Regions from separate parts of the Homo sapiens genome. Here all the other regions are linked to region 2. A link is a contact called in ENCODE Hi-C or POLR2A ChIA-PET data. All regions are on one chromosome and are shown on one strand. The core of a region is the stretch at or near the end of the contact, and the rest is flanking DNA. Distances in the headings are between cores, read along the strand shown. Region 1 holds the start of KRT10-AS1 (KRT10 antisense RNA 1). Region 2 has its middle 19 kb from the start of CCR7. Region 3 has its middle 24 kb from the start of KRT24. Region 4 holds the start of GJD3-AS1 (GJD3 antisense RNA 1).

The links. A loop is a pair of places that touch in the nucleus more often than their neighbours do. ChIA-PET counts read pairs that join two places held with the same protein, here RNA polymerase II (POLR2A). Pooled maps may share reads with other maps.
Region 1: a pooled map shows a loop between it and region 2 (3-fold over the local background). The contact joins the promoter of KRT10-AS1 here to the enhancer-like site in region 2. A Hi-C loop is called at or near these places in 5 of 50 pooled maps. POLR2A ChIA-PET finds 5 or more read pairs at or near these places in 2 of 52 experiments (GM12878 and activated naive CD4-positive, alpha-beta T cell).
Region 3: a loop to region 2 is called in a pooled map, with 10 times the contacts of the local background. The contact joins two enhancer-like sites. A Hi-C loop is called at or near these places in 5 of 37 single-sample maps with no recorded cell type and 4 of 50 pooled maps. POLR2A ChIA-PET finds 5 or more read pairs at or near these places in 2 of 52 experiments (H1 and WTC11).
Region 4: a loop to region 2 is called in a pooled map, with 2.7 times the contacts of the local background. The contact joins the promoter of GJD3-AS1 here to the enhancer-like site in region 2. A Hi-C loop is called at or near these places in 5 of 50 pooled maps. POLR2A ChIA-PET finds 5 or more read pairs at or near these places in 3 of 52 experiments (MCF 10A, T-cell and naive thymus-derived CD8-positive, alpha-beta T cell).

What each region holds. Positions count from the first base shown.
Region 1 is chr17:40,817,729-40,820,701 of GRCh38, forward strand. It overlaps KRT10-AS1 (KRT10 antisense RNA 1), which reads left to right and starts at 1,417. Exons shown (of 3, transcript NR_160888.1): 1 at 1,417-1,480. It overlaps KRT10 (keratin 10), which reads right to left. Exons shown (of 8, transcript NM_000421.5): 3 at 2,783-2,939; 4 at 2,534-2,695; 5 at 2,321-2,446; 6 at 1,789-2,006; 7 at 1,059-1,433; 8 at 389-754. The coding sequence ends at 748. RefSeq lists an enhancer at 1,927-2,973.
Region 2 is chr17:40,581,206-40,586,769 of GRCh38, forward strand. No RefSeq gene overlaps it. Among named protein-coding and RNA genes, the nearest start is that of CCR7, 19 kb to the left of the region's middle. RefSeq lists enhancers at 1,019-1,158, 1,179-1,428 and a silencer at 1,187-1,332. Within about 2 kb of position 1,251, at least 11 of the 41 ENCODE cell types and tissues checked have a DNase peak (open chromatin) inside an H3K27ac peak, as active enhancers do.
Region 3 is chr17:40,725,026-40,730,030 of GRCh38, forward strand. No RefSeq gene overlaps it. Among named protein-coding and RNA genes, the nearest start is that of KRT24, 24 kb to the left of the region's middle. Within about 2 kb of position 3,071, at least 2 of the 41 ENCODE cell types and tissues checked have a DNase peak (open chromatin) inside an H3K27ac peak, as active enhancers do.
Region 4 is chr17:40,359,351-40,364,282 of GRCh38, forward strand. It overlaps GJD3-AS1 (GJD3 antisense RNA 1), which reads left to right and starts at 3,495. Exons shown (of 1, transcript NR_186704.1): 1 at 3,495-4,932. It overlaps GJD3 (gap junction protein delta 3), which reads right to left. Exons shown (of 1, transcript NM_152219.4): 1 at 1,302-4,932. The coding sequence starts at 4,465. The coding sequence ends at 3,581. RefSeq lists an enhancer at 3,307-3,601 and silencers at 3,429-3,498, 3,619-3,698, 3,729-3,838.

The DNA of each region.
Region 1 (2,973 bases), core at 167-2,666, 240 kb after region 2:
TAATATAGTAACTGGAAGAAAGTAAGAAAAGGCAAAGGTGAGAAGTCAGGTAATTAGAAAATATAAAATTTCCAATTATTATTATTTTGGGGGTTTTATTTGAGATATTCCAGAATTTCCAGGATTGAAATAATTTAAAGCCAGAGAGCTGGGAGCCTTCCACATATTGTGTATCTTAAAGAGTAATATTGGGGATTTACAGACTTTACTCAGTGAATTTACTGACGGTGGTCTGAACATACATGATTAAAAAACTTAGAAAAGGCATGACAATAGTTCTGTCTTCCGAATTTCTGGATACATCAACCTTCAACTGCTATGGGTTACTAATCTTTAATTTTAAAGAGTATTATGTACTTAAGTAAAGATAAATTCTGACAAATTGGGATAGTTTGCATCAGTAAGAAAGTTTATTGAAATTCATTAGTAAATGAGAACAGAAAGTTGTTTTTCTTTCCATTAAAGAACACTTTCTGGTAAAGTGAAAAGAAGAAATACAGAAACCACAAAACACCTTGTAGACACCTTATTTTCAAGGTCTATTTCCATAGACCATCAAGACAGAAGTGTTTTCTTGGAGACTTTGTTTTCCATGCATCTGTAAATAATGGTCTGTGTGAAGGGAGACTCTTTCCTCTTGATGCAGTTTAATAGTAGTGTTTCTTGGTTTCTGATTCAACCATAGATGAAAGAACTCTACCGTCGGGCGCCACCTCTTCAATAATTGTCTTGATTACTCTGGTTTTGTTAGTATCTGTGTGAATGATGGAAAAAAAATTTTAAACAGTCTGTAGGGATCCTTAGTAATTAACAAGCAAATATTGTAAAAAGAAGGAAATTTCAACTTTACATTGTTAAGCCCAAAAAAATGCTTAAGGTATGACATTTTGATCATGCCATTTTTCACGGCTGGTGTTAAGAGTAGTTTGTGAACAAATGCAAACGGAACCGTCTCTAAGATTTTTAATTTTTTAAAACAACTCTAGAGCTTAAAGCGCAAAAAAACCATCACAGGAAGTTAAAACTAATTCTGATTACCCCAGCTAGTTTCTGCTGACCTTGGTCCCTTAGATGAAGACTCGCCCACGGACCCGGAAGAGGAGGACTTGTGGCCTCCGCTGGAGCTGCCGCCGCCGTATCCGCCGCCGGAGCTGCTGCCGCCGCCGGAGCTGCCGCCCCCGTAGCCGCCGCCGCCGCCGCCGGAACTGCCACCACCGTAGCCGCCGCTGGAACTGCCGCCGTGGCCGCCGCTGGAGCTTCCGCCCCCGTAGCCGCCGCCGGAGCTTCCGCCGCCGGAGCTTCCGCCTCCGTAGCCGCCGCCGGAACTGCCGCCGTGGCCGCCGCCGTGGCCGCCGCCGGAGCTTCCGCCGCCGGAGCTTCCGCCGCCGTAGCCGCCGCCGAAACTTCCGCCGCCGCGTCCGCCGCCTCCGGAACTAAACGGGGTGAGGTCACATTCGGTTATCTCTAACGTTGGAAAACGGTGGGTAGCTTTCCAGTTGCCGTTAATTTAGAAAATAAGCAAAACGTGTTGAAAAAATAAAACCCTGCCAGGTATATATTTTAAAACCCATCCTTTGAAAACAATGTTAAGTTCACAGAACTCTTAAGAATCATTTTGGGCCAAATTCATGAGAAAGTGAGATTGCGGTTGCGTACTCCTTTTTCTGTACTCTACCCTCTCTCCTCCCTTCCTCTCATTCTCTGGCATCTTCTTGGGGTTTAGATAAGCCTTGCTATCTGGAATATTGAATAAAAGAAACTGGGATAACTTTTCATTTTAAAATTTACCTTCCCTCTCCTTCTAGCAGGCTGCGGTAGGTTTGAATTTCATTCTCCAGTCGGATCTTAATATCCAGGAGTTGTTGGTATTCAGTATTCTGGCACTCGGTTTCAGCTCGAATCTGTTGCAACTGTTCTTCCAGAGCGGATATCTGGGCCTGAATCTGTGAGAGCTGCACACAGTAGCGACCTTCTGTTTCTGCCAAGGAGGCTTCCAGGGATTGTTTCTGAAACGGATTTTTTTGTGGCTTAGTGACTTCCTTGTTCAGTTGAGTATGGTGACGCTTATTTGATTATTTAGTAAGGCATTATATAGAAGAATAAGAAAATGAACAGAATTTGTTGTATGTTTAATGGCACCATTTCAGTTTCAGCACTTTTAGATCAACACTAGTAGTACTTTTCCTCCATTAACATGAGCTTCACTTTGTTTTCTCTTTCTTACCTCCAACTCTGCATTTTTTTGTTGCATTGCATATTCTTAGGTGAGCATGAAACTTTGTATGATAAAGTTGAAGTCATTTCATGAGAGTTAACATACCAAGGCCAGTTGGGACTGTAGTTCTATCTCCAGAGCTTGTACATTACGTCTCAATTCAGTAATCTCAGATTTATAGCTGGATATCTGTTCAATGTTATTATCAATTTCTGTAGTCAGTTCCTTGCTCTAGAGTATTAAAAACAAGGAAAAGGGTGAGGAAATTCTGAAATGATAAAACCTCCATGAGTTTCACTATAAGGAAGATTACTTTACCTTTTCATTGAACCAGGCTTCAGCATCTTTGCGGTTTTGTTCAGCAAGTTGTTCATATTGGCTTCTCATGTTATTCAGAAGTTGAGTCAGATCAACACCCGGGGCAGCATTCATTTCCACATTCACATCACCAGTGGACACATTTCGAAGGTCTTTCATTTCCTGTTTGAGGAACAGAAAGATTTATTGGCTACACGAGGACCATAATGAACTCTCTTTTGGCTGGGAAAAGTATAACTTTTGTGTCACCTCCTCGTGGTTCTTCTTCAGATAGGCCAGCTCTTCAGTCAGGCTCTCAATTTGCATCTCCAGGTCAGCCTTGGTCAGGGTCAGCTCATCCAGCACCCTACGCAGGCCGTTGATGTCAGCCTCCACGCTCTGGCGCAGAGCTACCTCATTCTCATACCTGAAACAAGCATGATATCAATACTGGTTATAAC
Region 2 (5,564 bases), core at 1-2,500:
GGCTTGAAGGCCCATCAACCTAGTCCTGGGCCTTGAGGAGCTTGACAAGCAATGGAAAATAGCATGGGCATCCACATCTCCAAGCACATCCTTATACCTCATCTCATTTAGCCCTCGGGCTGCCCTGTGTGGCAGGTTTCCATTCTATGATTGAGGAAGCTGAGACTTGAAAGGAAAGTGACTTGATATTTGACTCTAAGCTAAGGGGCTTTTCCCACTATGCCAGGCTGCCTTTACTGATGTTGGGCATGGTCGGAAGAGCTCAGACCACGGCTGCCCCCTCTCTTCCTGGGAAAGACACCCTCAGACAGGTCTTTACATCCCATCCTGTTTTACGAAGGTTTCTGAGAATGAGCAGGGAGAAGGACCTACAAGTAACCTTTATAGTCATTCAGTCCAACCACCTCACTGATGACTTGGTTACCCAGAGGATAAAGAAAAGCTTAGCTTACCAGAAACTCCAGCCCCTGTTATTATGAAAAAGAACAGGACAAGTCTTGAGACCCCTAGAGGAGGCCTCTGATCTGGAGAGAATCGACAGAGGAGCCAGACCCAGAGTCCCCTGGAGGGAGCCAGGTCTGCAGAAGCTCAGAAACTCAGTCCTGCCTTTCTTGCATATGGAGTCCATGGTCATAGTAGCAGTGTCCTGGCTCTACCCAGAGTGTCCAATGGCTTCCTGTCCCTCTGGACTTGTCATTTAGTGGGCAAAGTCCAAGATCACACCTCTCACTCCTGCCCCCACCTCTTGCCCCTGTTTTATCTCACTTGGGAATAATCTGTTCCCATGTGAAGCCAACGAAAATGAGCCTCCACCAGTGTGGGGTAACCCAACAGGCAGATTTGGTATGGACACAGGGCCCCAGCCAGATGAAGACATCCCAAAGTTGAGAAGAGTTCAGTAATCAGAAAATCTAAAAAGATGCTCTTTTAATTTCAGCACACATGTACATTTTGTGTTGTCTGGTGAGTATTAGGAATTATATTTGGAGAGAGACTGCAATCTTTATAGGGTTCAGGGCCTTTTAAGGTCTTACTCGGACCTTGGACAACCAAGAGGGAAAGGGCCAACAGGTGTGAGGAAAATAAGTTGTGAGGCTGCAGGGAGGAAGAGGATGGCTCACCAGGATGAAGAAAAGGGAAGGAGAGGAGCTCTCAGTGGTGCAATTGGTTAGCGTGTGGCACTTACATGAAAAGGGAAGGAGGGCTTGGCACAGGCTAGCGGGAAGCCTCAGGTCACCCTGACACCTGTTGCCATGGCCCGGCGGCGGTTTCCTGACTTGTCAGGACGTGTGCACAGAGAGAACAATGGGTTTGCCTTGACAGGAAGATGCTTCCTGTTTTGCTGCATGGGTTCATTGTTGGGCATTAAGAGGGAGGGGTCTATGTGTCTGTGTTTTTCGTGTTGCCAAAAGCTCTCTGAGGGGAGAAGTGGGGGTGAGTGAGGACGGGGGTCTGAGGAAAGGTGAAAGGGAAAGGAAGGGAGCAGTTATTCTTCCAGAATTGCTCAGCCAAACCTCACGCCATTCTAGTTTCAGCCAACCAGAGAGGGTGGGGCTGGCCCTGCTGTCCTACTGTCCCCAAGAGCTCTAAGCCCAGAGCTTTTGTGCATGACTGAGGGCTGCCCAGAATCCCTCCTTTTGTTCCCCAGTGAGACCCGGTGGTGACCTTTATCTTGGCAAGGTGGCAAGGGCGACAGGAAACTTGGACTGAAATAACCTCTGTGGTGAAAGCAGGGGTGGGAAATGTTGAGGCTGGTCTCATGGCGAGTGATAAATTAGACATCCAAGATGCCCACTCCCCACCTCCAGCCTGCCCATTGCTGGGCCAACCCTGCACATTCACAACCGAAATTGTACATTTTTAAAATTTATTTTTTATTCTTTTTAAAAAATTTTCCATACGTTATTGGGGTACAGGTGATATTTGGTTACATGAGTAAGTTATTTAGTGGTGATTTGTGAGATCCTGGTGCACCCATCACCCGAGCAGTATACACTGCACCATATTTGTTGTCTTTTATCCCTTGCCCCTTCCTGCTCTTCTCCCCAAGTCCCCGAAGTCCATTGTATCATTCTTATGCCTTTGCGTCCTCATAGCTTAGCTCCCACATGTCAGTGAGAACATACAATGTTTGGTTTTCCATTCCTGAGTTACTTCACCTAGAATAATAGTCTCCAATCTCATCCAGGTCATTGCAAATGCTGTTAATTCATCTCTTTATGGCTGAGACTAATCAGATGGAATACTATTCCATTATACATATATATACTACAGTTTCTTTATCCACTCGTTGATTGATGGGCATTTGGATTGGTTCCATGATTTTGCAACTGTGAATTGTGCTGCTATAAACATGTGTGTGCAAGTATCTTTTTCGAATAATGACTTCTTTTCCTCTGGGTATACCCAGTAGTGGGATTGCTGGATCAAATGGTAGTTCTACTTTTAGTTCTTTAAGGAATCTCCACACTGTTTTCCTTAGTGGCGTACTAGTTTACATTCCTACCAGCAGTATAGAAGTGTTCCCTGATCACTGCATCTCTGTCAACATCTACTGTTTTTTGATTCTTTGATTATGGCCATTCTTGCAGGAGTAAGGTGGTATCGCATTGTGGTTTTGATTTGAATTTCCCTGATCATTAGTGATGTTGAGCATTTTTTCATGTTTGTTGGCCATTTGTATATCTTCTTTTGAGAATTGTCTATTCATGTCCTTAGCCCACTTTTTGATGGGATTGTTTGTTTTTTTCTTACTGATTTGAGTTTGTTGTAGATTCTGGATATTAGTCCTTTGTCAGATGTATAGATTGTGAAGATTTTCTCCCACTCTGTGGGTTACCTGTTTACTCTGCTGACTGTTCCTTTTGCCATGCAAAAGCTCTTTAGTTTAATTAGGTCCCAGCTATTTATCTTTGTTTTTATTGCAATTGCTTTTGGGGTTTTGGTCATGAAATCCTTGCCTAAGCCAATGTCTAAAATAGTTTTTCCAATGTTATCTTCTAGGACTTTTACAGTTTCAGGTCTTAGGTTTAAGTCCTTAATCCATCTTGAGTTGATTTTTGTATAAGGTGAGAGATGAGGATCCAATTTCATTCTCCTACATGTGGCTAGCCAATTATCCCAGCACCATTTGTTGAAAAGGGTGTCCTTTCCCCACTTTATGTTTTTGTTTGCTTTGTTGAAGACCAGTTGGCTGTAAGTATTTGGGTTTATTTCTGGGTTCTCTATTCTGTTCCATTGGTCTATGTGCCTATTTTTATACCAGTACCATGCTGTTTTGGTGACTATGGCCTTATAATATAGTTTGAAATCAGGTAGTGTGATGCCTCCAGATTTGTTCTTTTTGCTTAGCCTTGCTTTGGCTATGTGGGCTCTTTTTTGGTTCCATATGAATTTTAGAATTGTTTTTTCTAACTCTGTGAAGAATGGTGGCAGTATTTTGATGGGGATTACATTGAATTTGTAGATTGCTTTTGGCAGTGTGGTCATTTTCACAATATTGAGTCTACCTATCCATGAGCATGGCATGTGTTTCCATTTGTTTGTGTTGTCTGATTTCTTTCAGTAGTGTTTTGTAGTTTTCCTCGTAGAGGTCTTTTGACTCCTTTGTTAGGTTATTCCTAAGTATTTTATTTTTCTTGGAGCTATTGTAAAGCTATTTATTTTTCTTGGAGCTATTCTTGAGTTCTTGATTTGATCTCTGCTTGGTCATTGTTGGTGTATAGAAGAGCTACTAATTTGTGTATATTAATCTTATAATTGGAAACTTTGCTGAATTCTTTTATCAGTTCTGGAGGAGTCCTTAGGGTTTTCAAGGTAAACTATCATATCATCAGCAAACAGGGACAGTTTGACTTCCTCTTTGCTGATTTGGATGCCCTTTATTTCTTTCTCTTGTCTGATTGCTTTGGCTAGGACTTCCAGTACTATGTTGAAGAGGAGTGGTGACAGTGGGCGTCCTTATCTTGTTCCTGTTCTCAGAGGGAATGCTTTCAACTTTTCCCCATTCAGCATTATGTTGGCTGTGTGTTTGTCATAGATGGTTTTTATTACATTAAGGTATGTCCCTTGTGTGCTGATTTTGCTGAGGGTTTTAATCATAAAGCGATGCTGGATTTTGTCAAATGCTTTTTCTACATCTATTGAGATGATCATGTGATTTTTGTTTTAAATTCTGTTTATGTGGTGTACCACATTTATTGACTTGCATATGTTAAACCATCCCTGCATCCCTTGTATGAAACCCACTTGATCATGGTGGATTATCTTTTTGATAGGTTGTTGGATTCGGTTAGCTAATATTTTGTTAAGGATTTTAGCATCTGTGTTCATCAAGAATATTGGTCTTAGTTTTCTTTTGTGGTTGTGTCCTCTACTGGTTTTGGTATTAGGGTGAGGCTGGCTTCATAGAATGAATTAGAGAGGGTTCCTTCTTTCTCTATCTTGTGGAATAGTGTCAAGAGGATTGGTACCAATTCCTCTTTGAATGTCTGGTAGAATTCTGCTGTGAATCCATCTGGTCCTGGACTATTTTTTGTTGGTAATTTTTATTTATTTATTTATTTTTGAGACAGAGTCTCCCTATGTTGCCCAGGCTGGAGTGCAGTGGCATGATCTCAGCTCACTGCAAGCTCTGCCTCCTGGGTTCACGCCATTCTCCTGCCTCAGCCTCTCCGAGTAGCTGGGACTACAGGTGCCTGCCACCACGCCCAGCTAATTTTTTGTATTTTTAGTAGAGACAGGGTTTCACTGTGGTCTCGATCTCCTGACTTCATGATCTGCCCGCCTTGGCCTCCGAAAGTGCTGGGATTACAGGCATGAGCCATCACGCCTGGCCTTTGTCAGTAATTTTTAAAGTAACATTTCAATCTTGCTGCTTGTTATTGGTCTGTTCAGGGTGTCTAATTCTTCCTGATTTAAGCTAGGAAGGTTGTATTTTTCCAGGAATTTATCCATCTCTTCTAGATTTTCTAGTTTCTGTGCATAAAGGCATTTACAGTAGCCTTGAATGATCTTTTGTATTTCAGGGTGTCAGTTGTAATATCTCCTGTTTTGTTTCTCAGTGAGGTTATTTGGATTTTCTCTCTTCTTTTCTTGGTTAATCTTGCCATGGTCTATCAATTTTATTTATCTTTTCAAAGAACTAGGTTCTTGTTTCATTTATTTTTGTATTCTTTTGTTTCAATTTCATTTAGTTCTGGTCTGATCTTGGTTTTTTCCTTTCTTCTGCTGGGTTGGGGTTTGGTTTGTTCTTGTTTCTCTAGTTCCTTGAGGCATGACCTTAGATTGTCTGTTTGTGCTCTTTCAGACTTTTTGATGTAGGCGTTTGGGGCCATGAACTTTCCTCTTAGCACCGCCTTAGCCATATCCCAGAGGTTTTGATAGGTTGTATCATTATTGTCACTCAGTTCGAGGAATTTTTAAATTTCCATCTTGATTTCATTTTTCATGCAATGCTTATTCAGGAGCAGGTTATTTAATTTCCATGTATTTGCATAGTTTTGAAGGTTCCTTTTGGAGTTGACTTCCGGTTTTATTGCATTATGGTCTGAGACAGTGCTTGA
Region 3 (5,005 bases), core at 1,821-4,320, 150 kb after region 2:
AGACTGATATTTTGTGACTTATAGTCTTATTAGTCTTCCAAAGAACAAAGAGAAAATTTACTTATTTTTTAAAAAATAGAATAAAGTTTATTATCTTATAATTGCCATAAGGATTCCCTGGATCCTTTCATAAATCTAAGACACATTTATGGGACCTTAATGGTTTCATTTTTTTCTATATCTTGAAACATTTTGCTATTTCATTATCCTAAAAGTTATTTCATCTTCACTCATCAGTTATTCCTAACTATACTAAAAAAGGCTAAAATAAGAAAATGAAAGAATGATGGAATTGCCTGGAAGGATGATACAACAATGAAATAAATCATCATTATTCCATCATCAGTTTTCTCAATACACTGCCCAAAGTATTATTTCACTTTTCAAGAAGGTATAAGAGAAGTATGGTGATACCAGCTTTGAGTCTCTCTTTTTTTAAATTATAACTGAACAATATTGAAAATTTAGTTTTAGAATTTCTGCCCGTAATGGCAAAGAGAAGAAAATTGAGGAATATGTTTGACGATTTTTAGAAAAATCAGAAAATGACGCATAGGAGAGATAGCAACACTTTAGACTCTAAAGAGAATGGTGAAGTTGATTGCTTAAGCAGATCTTGGACTATGAATGTCCAGATGATGATATTCTAGAATAATTTTCTCTATATCAAGATTTAAAGGGTAATTTATTTATGGTTTGGCTGTGTCCCCACCCAAATCTCATCTTGAATTGTGGCTCCAATAATCCCCACATGTCATGGGAGGTACCTGGTGGGAGGTAATTGAATCATGGGGGCAGTTTTTCCCCTTGCTGTTCTTGTGATAGTGAATAAATCTCACGAGATCTGAGGGTTTTATAAGGTGCAGTTCCCTGCACACTCTCCCTTGCCTGCCGCCACGTAAGATGTGCCTTTGCTCCTCCTTCACCTTCTACCATGATTGTGAGGCTTCCCTAGCCATGTGGAACTGTGAGTCCATTAAACCTCTTTTTAAAAATAAATTACCCAGTCTCTTGTATGTCTTTACTAGCTTGAGAACAGACTAATACATCATCTATACTCATTCGACAGAAATAATTTCATCATACAATATTTTGCCACAAGCTCCTGGGCCATTCCATTTTGCTGAAAGAAGGTGGACAGTATTCTTTCATCTTTTATGATGTTTGTTCCAAAATTTATGCGATATGATTTGCAAGTGCACAGGTGTTAAAGGCAGGTGTGTATACAAAGGTTGATTGGGAGGAAATAGGTAATGTAGAAATAAAAAACATTAGATTGATTATACAATTGATATTTATAAATGAAAATGTTTTGCAATTATGGAGCAAAGAGGGTGGCTCCTCTCTTAAAAAATCTTGTGAGCTATTAAAGTTCCCAAACTTATTGCATTTTGTAGCTGCAAGTGCAAGAGTTGAAAGTAATGATGAACTAGAACCTATTACAGATGCATTTGAAATCTGGAATCCATAAATACAGAATGGGTATGTTCCAGGGGCATGCATGACATGCATTCAAAGATGTTGCCCATTTTAGGTATATATACTTCCAAACCACAAAATTATAGAATAAAAATTTGGGTTTTCTATGTTTTAGTTTATATTAACATTTTAAATAAATTAGTTTTGTGCTATCTTTTATATCTTCTGTATATTATTTGTAAAAGTCACTTGAAATTATAAAAAAATAAAATGGGCCTATCTGATGCAGTTGATAAATGGTGATGACTTATTTTTGGGGCATGCTAGGGGCCAATGGGCAATCTTTGTTCCAGAACTCTCACGGGGCTGACAGAGACTTTGGTCTGCATCAGTCTGCTAACTATCCTGCAAAAGACTAAAACCCTCCCTGGTCTTGCTTTCTCCCTTTTCCTTTCATAAGTATTACTCCTTAGGATAACTTTTGATCCTCAAACTCAGTCTCAGCATCTACTCACTGAGAGTCAACCTGCAACAAAACTTAAAGAAATGAAGTGACTTTCCCAGGGCCAGATATCTGGGAAGTGTTGGAACTGAGATTCCAACTCAGGTCTATGCACTCATATTATTTGCAGAAGTCTGCCTGGATTTAGGGTCAGAACTAGTAGAGTCCTCTAGTGGTAGAACTCTACTAGTTACCAAGAAGCCTTAACTTCATCTAGAAACTTCGATTTCTTGAGCCATAGTTTTTTCACCTGTAAAATTAAGGATAATAGTTCCTGCCCTACACATGGCATAGGATTATCACATCAAATGGAGAGCGCAGAGCACTCTGTAAATTGTAATTCCATATTCAAGCATAAGGTTTGATCATTTTTATTGCTGTTTTCTTGCATTTGTACTGTATTAGTTATTCCATAAGACCATATGTTTCTAAACCGGGAGGTCAGCCTAACTTCATCTATTGAAAGGTCCGTCATAGTCCTCACCATTTTTCTATGTACATTTGGTGTTCCATTTGATGTCTTTTCTAAGGGGCTTATCTTTGAAATTTTTATATATAATTATTTACAAAAAAAGATGTAGACCCTATCTATGGATTCTTTCTGATTTAAGTTTGAGGTTGTATTCAGCTGCTCTCACATACCTTAGCTATTAGGGATTGTAGCTCAGTGTCATGGGTGTGAAGAATACGTTTTTCAGTTTCATGATCTCATATCTTGCTGCTTCAGTGGAGAACTGAGCTGGCCATGACTTACTCTGAGCTATAACATCTTGGCAAAACAGAGCTCTGAAATATACCCCTATTTTATTTATACTTATATATTTGACTAGCTACTCTATTAATTGAATTGTTCTTTAGCTTCTTAATAGTTTTGCTTGACAAAAATGTTGCGTTACGTTTATCAACATTCAAATATTAAGACCGGTCGGCAGCTGGGGCAGCATTCCTTACAGTAATTATATGACTACTAGACTATTCCGCAATCTCATTGCCTAATCAAAAGGAACAGAAAAGATTACATTAAAACAGGAAAAATCTATACTTCTATTTTCTCTGATTTTTTTTTTTTCCTAAAACAAACCCTGAAGAAAATGATTGTTTTGGAGGAGAGGTGGAAAAGCATTGAGGCGTGATTCCCTTCTGTGGTGAGTCACTTTCTTCAGTTTGGTTTCATATTCATTTCCAGGCCAGCAGTTGTGAAAGTTTTCAGGGCATTGCCTGTGTCGTTGACCTCCATTTTGCACTCTACATAAACCCAGTTTTGATGCTGGTGTTTTGGAAAAGTGGTTAAAATTGTTTCAAATAAAAATATTTTCCCAAATGTTTTCTATTAAATTACGTGTATTTTTTTTCCCCCTGATATCAAGTCCAGTAACTTCAGGCAAATTTAGTGAAATTCTCTACCATCTAGAAAGGGATGAAGAACTTAAAGGAAGGCAGATGAATTCCTTCCTTTTTTTTTTTTTTTTTTTTTTTTTGAGACGGAGTCTCTCTCTGTCGCCCAGGCTGGAGTGCAGTGGCGCGATCTCGGCTCACTGCAAGGTCCGTCTCCCAGGTTCACGCCATTCTCCTGCCTCAGCCTCCCGAGTAGCTGGGACTACAGGCGCCCGCCACCACGCCTGGCTAATTTTTTGTATTTTGTTTAGTAGAGACGGGGTTTCACCGTGTTAACCAGGATGGTCTCGATCTCCTGACCTCGTGATCCACCCGCCTCGACCTCCTAAAGTGCTGGGATTACAGGCATGAGCCACCGTGCCCGGCCTCCTTCCTTTTAAAATTCAAAAATCTTAATTTTAAAAAGTCTTAACTCAGAGTAGTGGTTTCTTTAAGATCTCGAATGAGTTAGTGATAGTGCTTGAACAAAGATCCAAGACACCTGCACTTTTATTTGTTTACTGACAAGATGAAGATTATTCTTCCTTACATGGCTTTGTAGATTTTGGTGTTGTATCCAAAGAGGAAATTGTATTAAAATATCTGAAAAAACTGGAACCACATCTTCCTGCTATAAGATACAGATTTTAAAGATTAAAGATGGAAATGTTGATAGCTTCAGAATAATTTATTTTGGACAAGGATACATGTAATGCCCATGTTGCTCATATTGTATATTGTATAACAAGGTAATATGAATATTTCAAACTCACTGTGCTGTTTATGATGAACATAGCAGTTAAAAGTTGGTGCTATTGCTTCATTCATTTACAATTTTTCTATCACTCCATTATTCTGCTTATTTATTATTCTTTTATTATTCAATTTATTATTCTATTCATTTATCAATTATTCTATTTAGCTATTTTATTATTGTTATATATTATACATCTTATATATAATATATAAATAAATATATATAATATATAAATGTAAATTGTATATATATATATTTGAGACAGGGTCTGGCTCTGTTACCCAGGCTAAAGTGTTGGGGAGCGATCTTGGTTTACTGCAACCTCTGCCTCCTGGGCTCAAGAGATCCTCCCCCTTTGTCCTCCCTAGTAGCTGCATGCACCACCACACCTGGCTAATTCTTGTGTTTTTTGTAGAGACGGGGTTTCATCATGTTGCCCAGGCTGGTTATTTATCTTCTATTTTACATTATCAGTAGTAAGTCAACTTTTATCAATTATTTAATATTTATTGAGCATCTTGCAAAAACATTCTGCTAAACCTTGGGAATAAAACTAACAAGTAATAGTCCCTGCTCTTAAAGAATTTCATATATAAGCCTGGTCAATATATCGAGAACTTGTCTCTACAAAAAGAAATTAAAAAGTTAGCTGGGCATAGTAGTGCATACCTGTAGTCCTGGCTACTCAGGAGGCTGAGGCGGGAGGATCACTTGAGTCCAGGAGTTTGAGGTTAGGGTGAGATAGGATTGTGCCACTGCATTCTAGCCTGGGAGACAGAGGCAGGGGGGTGGGGGTGGGGCAGTGGGGAGAAACCCTTCATGTATAATTTTTGTTGTATTTTATATAATCACAGCAAGTCTTCTCTTACATATTCTTCACCATGTTCAGTAAGTGTCCGAAAAATAATTTGCATTTTTTTTTCGCCTGCTGAGAAACAGTAGGGAGATATTAT
Region 4 (4,932 bases), core at 2,245-4,744, 220 kb before region 2:
ACAGGCGTGAGCCACCGTGCCTGGCCTCAAAACCCTTAATGTTTTACATGTAAAACAGGGTTTGGGCCCAGGGTTTTCACTTATGCCAATGTCCAGTTGGACATTCTAAAGTTGTGCCTGAGGCTGGGCGCAGTGGCGCAAGCCTGTAATCTCAGAACTTTGGGAGGCAGAGGCTGACGGATCACTTGAGTCCAGGAGTTCAAGACCAGCCTGGGCAACATGGTGAAACCCTGCCTCTACAAAAAAAAATACAAAAATTAGCCTAGCCTTGTAGTGTGCATCTGTGGTGTCAGCTACTTGGGGGGGGGGCTCAGGTGGGAGAGTTGCTGGATCCCTGGAGGTTGAGGCTGCAGTGAGCCGTGATAACACCACTGCACTCTAGTCTGGGCAACAGATGGAGACCCTGTCTCAAAGAATAAAAATAAAAACAAAAAAGTTGTGCCAAGCAGGTTTTTATTTCAAGAGGATATCTTGACGTCCATAGCCCTTGCCCACTAAATGCCAATGGGGTCCCCCATCATTGTGAAAACAAAGCAGTGGCCCCCACATTTACAAAATGCCCCTTGGGGTAGTGCCTTTGCTGTTTGGAACCTCTAGTCTTGGGGTTGTCCTCAGTGGTCCACAGTTCACTGCTGTCGAGCAGAGTTGCTCAGCTTCAGCACCAATGTGAAGATCTGAGCCAGGTTGTGGGGGCTGTCCTGTGCATTGCAGGATGCTAAGCAACATCTCCAACCTTCCGCCCATGAAACCCTAGTGGTGCTTCTCTCCCACCCCAGCTGTAACAACCAAATATGTCTCCAGACACTGCTAAACGCCCCCCTGGGGGGCAAAATCACCCCCATGTGAGATCCACTGCTGTGGAGTGTGGTCCTCCAGGGCTGATGTGCTTTGCACTGAGCCAGGGCCCATCCTCCGCAGAGAGACTGAGCCAGAGGAAGGTGACCGGGATGCCACCTGGGCAGAGCTGCAACAGGCTTGACAGGCCTACGGGAGTGCAGGGCAGAGGCACTGAATCACGCTTGGGGCAGGGCTCAGAAGCCTTCCTGGAAGAGGTGGCCTCTCTCAGCTAAATCTCTTTTTAATTTAGTTTTATTTATTTTGAGACGGAGTCTCCCGCTGTAGCCGAGGCTCATTGCTAAATCTCTAGAGGAAAGAATTGGCTAGGTGGGTGCAGATTTGGAAGACTTAGTATGAAAAAAAGAATGTAAACTATCTCCTTAATACTTTTTAATATCAATGAGGCATTAAGATGAAAATACTTTGGGTGTGCTAGGTTAAATAAAATACGTGACTAAAATTAATTTCATTTGTTTCCTTTTACTTTTTTAATGTGGCTAATGAAAAACTTGAAACTACATACATGGCTCATATGCTATTTCCATCGGATGATGCTGATCTTGAACATCTTCTGACACACAGTAGGTACCCTACAAATATTTGTTGAATGAATACATCTGGAAAACAGCGGCACAGCCCCATCTGGGTTTGTGTGGAGGGGTCTGGGTTGTGGACACAGAACTGTCATCAGAGAGATGGTGCCCACCATAGCATGGATAGTGTTCGGGCATGGCAGTGGTGTAGGCCTGGGGACACCTTCAGTTTCTCATCCAACACATATTTACTGAGCACATACTACGTGCCATGGAAGGGGAGAGAGCAATGCCATCCTGCAGGAGAAGTGCTTTCCCTACGGAAGCGAGGGGCATCCAGCTCTGTCTTGGGGTGGGGGCTACCAGGGGAGCCCTCTCCTTGAAGGTGTCTGTTTTCTTCCCAAGTGACAACAATAGGTGGGTGGGCATTAGCTAGGGGAGGAGAAGGCTGCAGGAAGCAGCGGCTACTCTGGGCAAAGGAACAGCACGTTCAAACGCTTGGCAGCAAGCAGGTCTGGTGCTTGTTAGAAGAGAAAATTCCCTATGGTTCTGAGCACACCTGGAAGCCGGTGCTGTGGAGTCGAAGGCCTGACAGGGGCAGGGCTTCAGAAGGAAGCTTTGTGAAGGCGCTTGACTCACCCTGAGGGCAGGGGTGCTGCCCTCAGTCCCGGGTTTAAGTGGGGGGCGCTATTCAGAAACACCTCCCACTGCTGTGTGGGGCACAGGAGAGCTGAGAAAGACGCCAGGAACTCAGAAGGACAGGGTGGGGTGATGGCGGGGAACGCACAGCCTGGTAGGCAGGATGCGGTGAGGCCCGCAAGGTGCAGTCCGATGACGGCCCCTGGATTTCTCGCTTAGGTCCTGGGTGATCTTATGGAGAGCAGCCCACTGGCTGGTGAAGGGGGAGGGCAGACGGGAGGGGAGACACAGGAGGGGGATGCGCTGCATAGGCAGCAGCTCTTCGAATGCCCGCAAGTAGGAAGAAGGGGGTGGTTGGAAGGGAAGGCAGGGCCGGGAGCGCGTGTGTTTTGGGAGCTTTCTCCTGAGGACAGAAGGGACTTTCCCGTTTATAGCCTGGGGGAGCAGTAGCGGCGGGGAGGATGAAGATGGAGGAGGGAGGCATAACACACGTCTGGGTTGCCCTCTGGCCCGCCGCCCACCCCCACCCCACCTCCATGAAAGCGCCCAGCCCCCGCCTCGCCACAAGGGGTACTGTGAGGATGTTGCTCATAGGCTCCCGAGGATTGAGGCCTGCCCGGGGAAAGGGAGCCTCTCCTCCTCTTCCCTCCCTGGGCGGGGTCTCTTGGGAGGGGGGGACAGACCTCCTGTGATGCCCTGGCAGGTGGGCTGGGTTAGGGTGGTAGGGAGGGAGCCATTGTGGCTGCAGCTGGCATCGGATCCTGGCCACCCCCGCAGTGCATATCAGAGATCACACACACACGCGTGCACACACAGAGGTCACGCCGGATGTACACATGCACACATAGCGCACAAGGATGTTTCTGTGTACAGGTGTGCACACGCAGCCCACACAGAATGGACATGTGCGTGTGTGCACAATGCACTCACACAAAGCTCACAGGGATGTGAGTACACAGCTCTCAAGGGGCATATGTTTCTGTGTGCATGTGCACACAGCTCACCCGGGAGGGTTACGTGTGTCTGTGTGCACAAGTGGGCCTCACGCAGGGTGTACACATGCGCGCACATGCACAGCGCTCACACAGGGTGTACAGGTGCGCGTGCACACAGCTCACAGTGCTTATGTGTCCGTGTATGCACACTCGCAGAGAGCCCACAGGGGGACCACTCTCTCTCTGAACACAGAGAGTGCCTGAGAATGCTGGCATCACAGTTGTTTTTGTCCCCAGTAAAACAACCACTCTCCACCTTCCGCTCTGTTCTCCCCCTCGGGTCCACTCTCTCTCAGGGTCCTGGTCTCCTTCCTTTCCACCTGGGTGGTGGCATCCAGGACCTGCCTGAGTTCATTCTCCGCCCCCAGCCCGGCCTGCCCCAGGTGCCGCCGGCAGCCACTGGGAGGCAGTACGAGGCAAGTGCGATGCCGCCCGCGGGCCGTCCCCACAACGCGTCTCCTGCCGGGGCAGGTCCCGCGACAGCTCTGGTGGAAGCAGCTTCCGGCTTCTGCGGTGCGGGCGGAGGTGGCGGGGTCCGGCCCTCGCCGTCCAGTCCGCGCGAGGCGGTGCCCGCCCCTAGATGGCCAGATCTCGGCGGCCGGTGGCCGGTGACGCCTTGCCGCGGCCGCTGCCGCACTCGCGGAGGCTGGCCGGCGCCGGGTGCGCATAGGCCGGCGGGGCGCACGGCTCGGGGCCGGGGCGCCGGGAGGGCAGGGCCGGTGGCGGAGGTGGCGGCGGCGGCGGCGGGAGCAGCTTCTGCGCCTCTTCGTGTGCACGGTTGCAGCGGTTGTCACGCTCCCCGGCGCGCGGGCGGCCCTTCCAGAGCAGGTGGCCCAGCTCGGCTACGCTGAGCAGCGCCGACAGCAGCCCCACCGCGAAATAGAAGAGCACGAAGACGGTCTTCTCGGTGGGCCGGCTCACGAAGCAGTCGACCGTGTGCGGGCAGGGCGGACCGGCGCACGCGAAGTGCGGGGCCACGCGGAAGCCGTAGAGCAGCGCCTGGCCGCCCAGGAAGGTCAGCTCGGCCAGCAGGCGCAGCGCCACGCTCAGCAGGTAGCAGCGGCGCGCGCGGCGGGCGCGCAGGGCGCACGGCGCGCACTGGGCCTCGGGCAGTCCGGGGGCGCACTGCGCCGCCGCCTCAGCGCCGCCCGCCTCCTTGCCTGCCCGGTGCATGGAGTAGACGACGAACAGCACCGGGGGCGCCGAGAGCAGCAGGATGTGGAAGAGCCAGAAGCGGTAGTGGGAGACCGGGAAGGCGCGGTCGTAGCAGGTCTGGCGACAGCCCGGCTGCAGCGTGTTGCACACGAACTCCTCTTGCTCGTCCTCGAACACGGCGCCGCCCACCGTGGCCAGCACCAGGATGCGGAAGATCAGCATGACCACCAGCCAGAGGCGGCCCACGAGCGGCGACTGCAGCTGCACGGCGTCCAGCAGCGAGCCCAGGAACGCCCACTCCCCCATGGCGCTGGGGACGCGGGGCGGGGAGTCAGGGGATGGGGCAAGTCAGGGACCCCTGCCCCTTCCAAGCCTATCGGGGTGGGGTCCGTTGGACCTTCTCTGACTTCAGGGTGAGTCGTGAGGTAGGAGAGGCCCGGGTTTAGCGATGAGACCAGTATGAAACGGAGGGCCACGGGAGGGCCCGAGGGGAGCAGGCGACGCTCAGCTATGGGTTACCTTCTCTTTGGGACCGATGGGTGCTGGGGAGGATCCCCCATTTGCATTTTAGCCGCACCCCCTGAGCCGTCTCCGTTCGACCCTGGGATCCTCCAGATCCCAGATTCTTAGGAAGGACCTTGGAGATCAGCTGGACCAGCCCCTGACTTGCCTGGTTTCGGAAGCGGAAACCCAGCGGTGCCCTTAGCTGTCAAGGATGCTGTGGGAAGAGTGGAGCCTCGAACCCGAGACGCTAGACCCAATTTGGTGCCCAT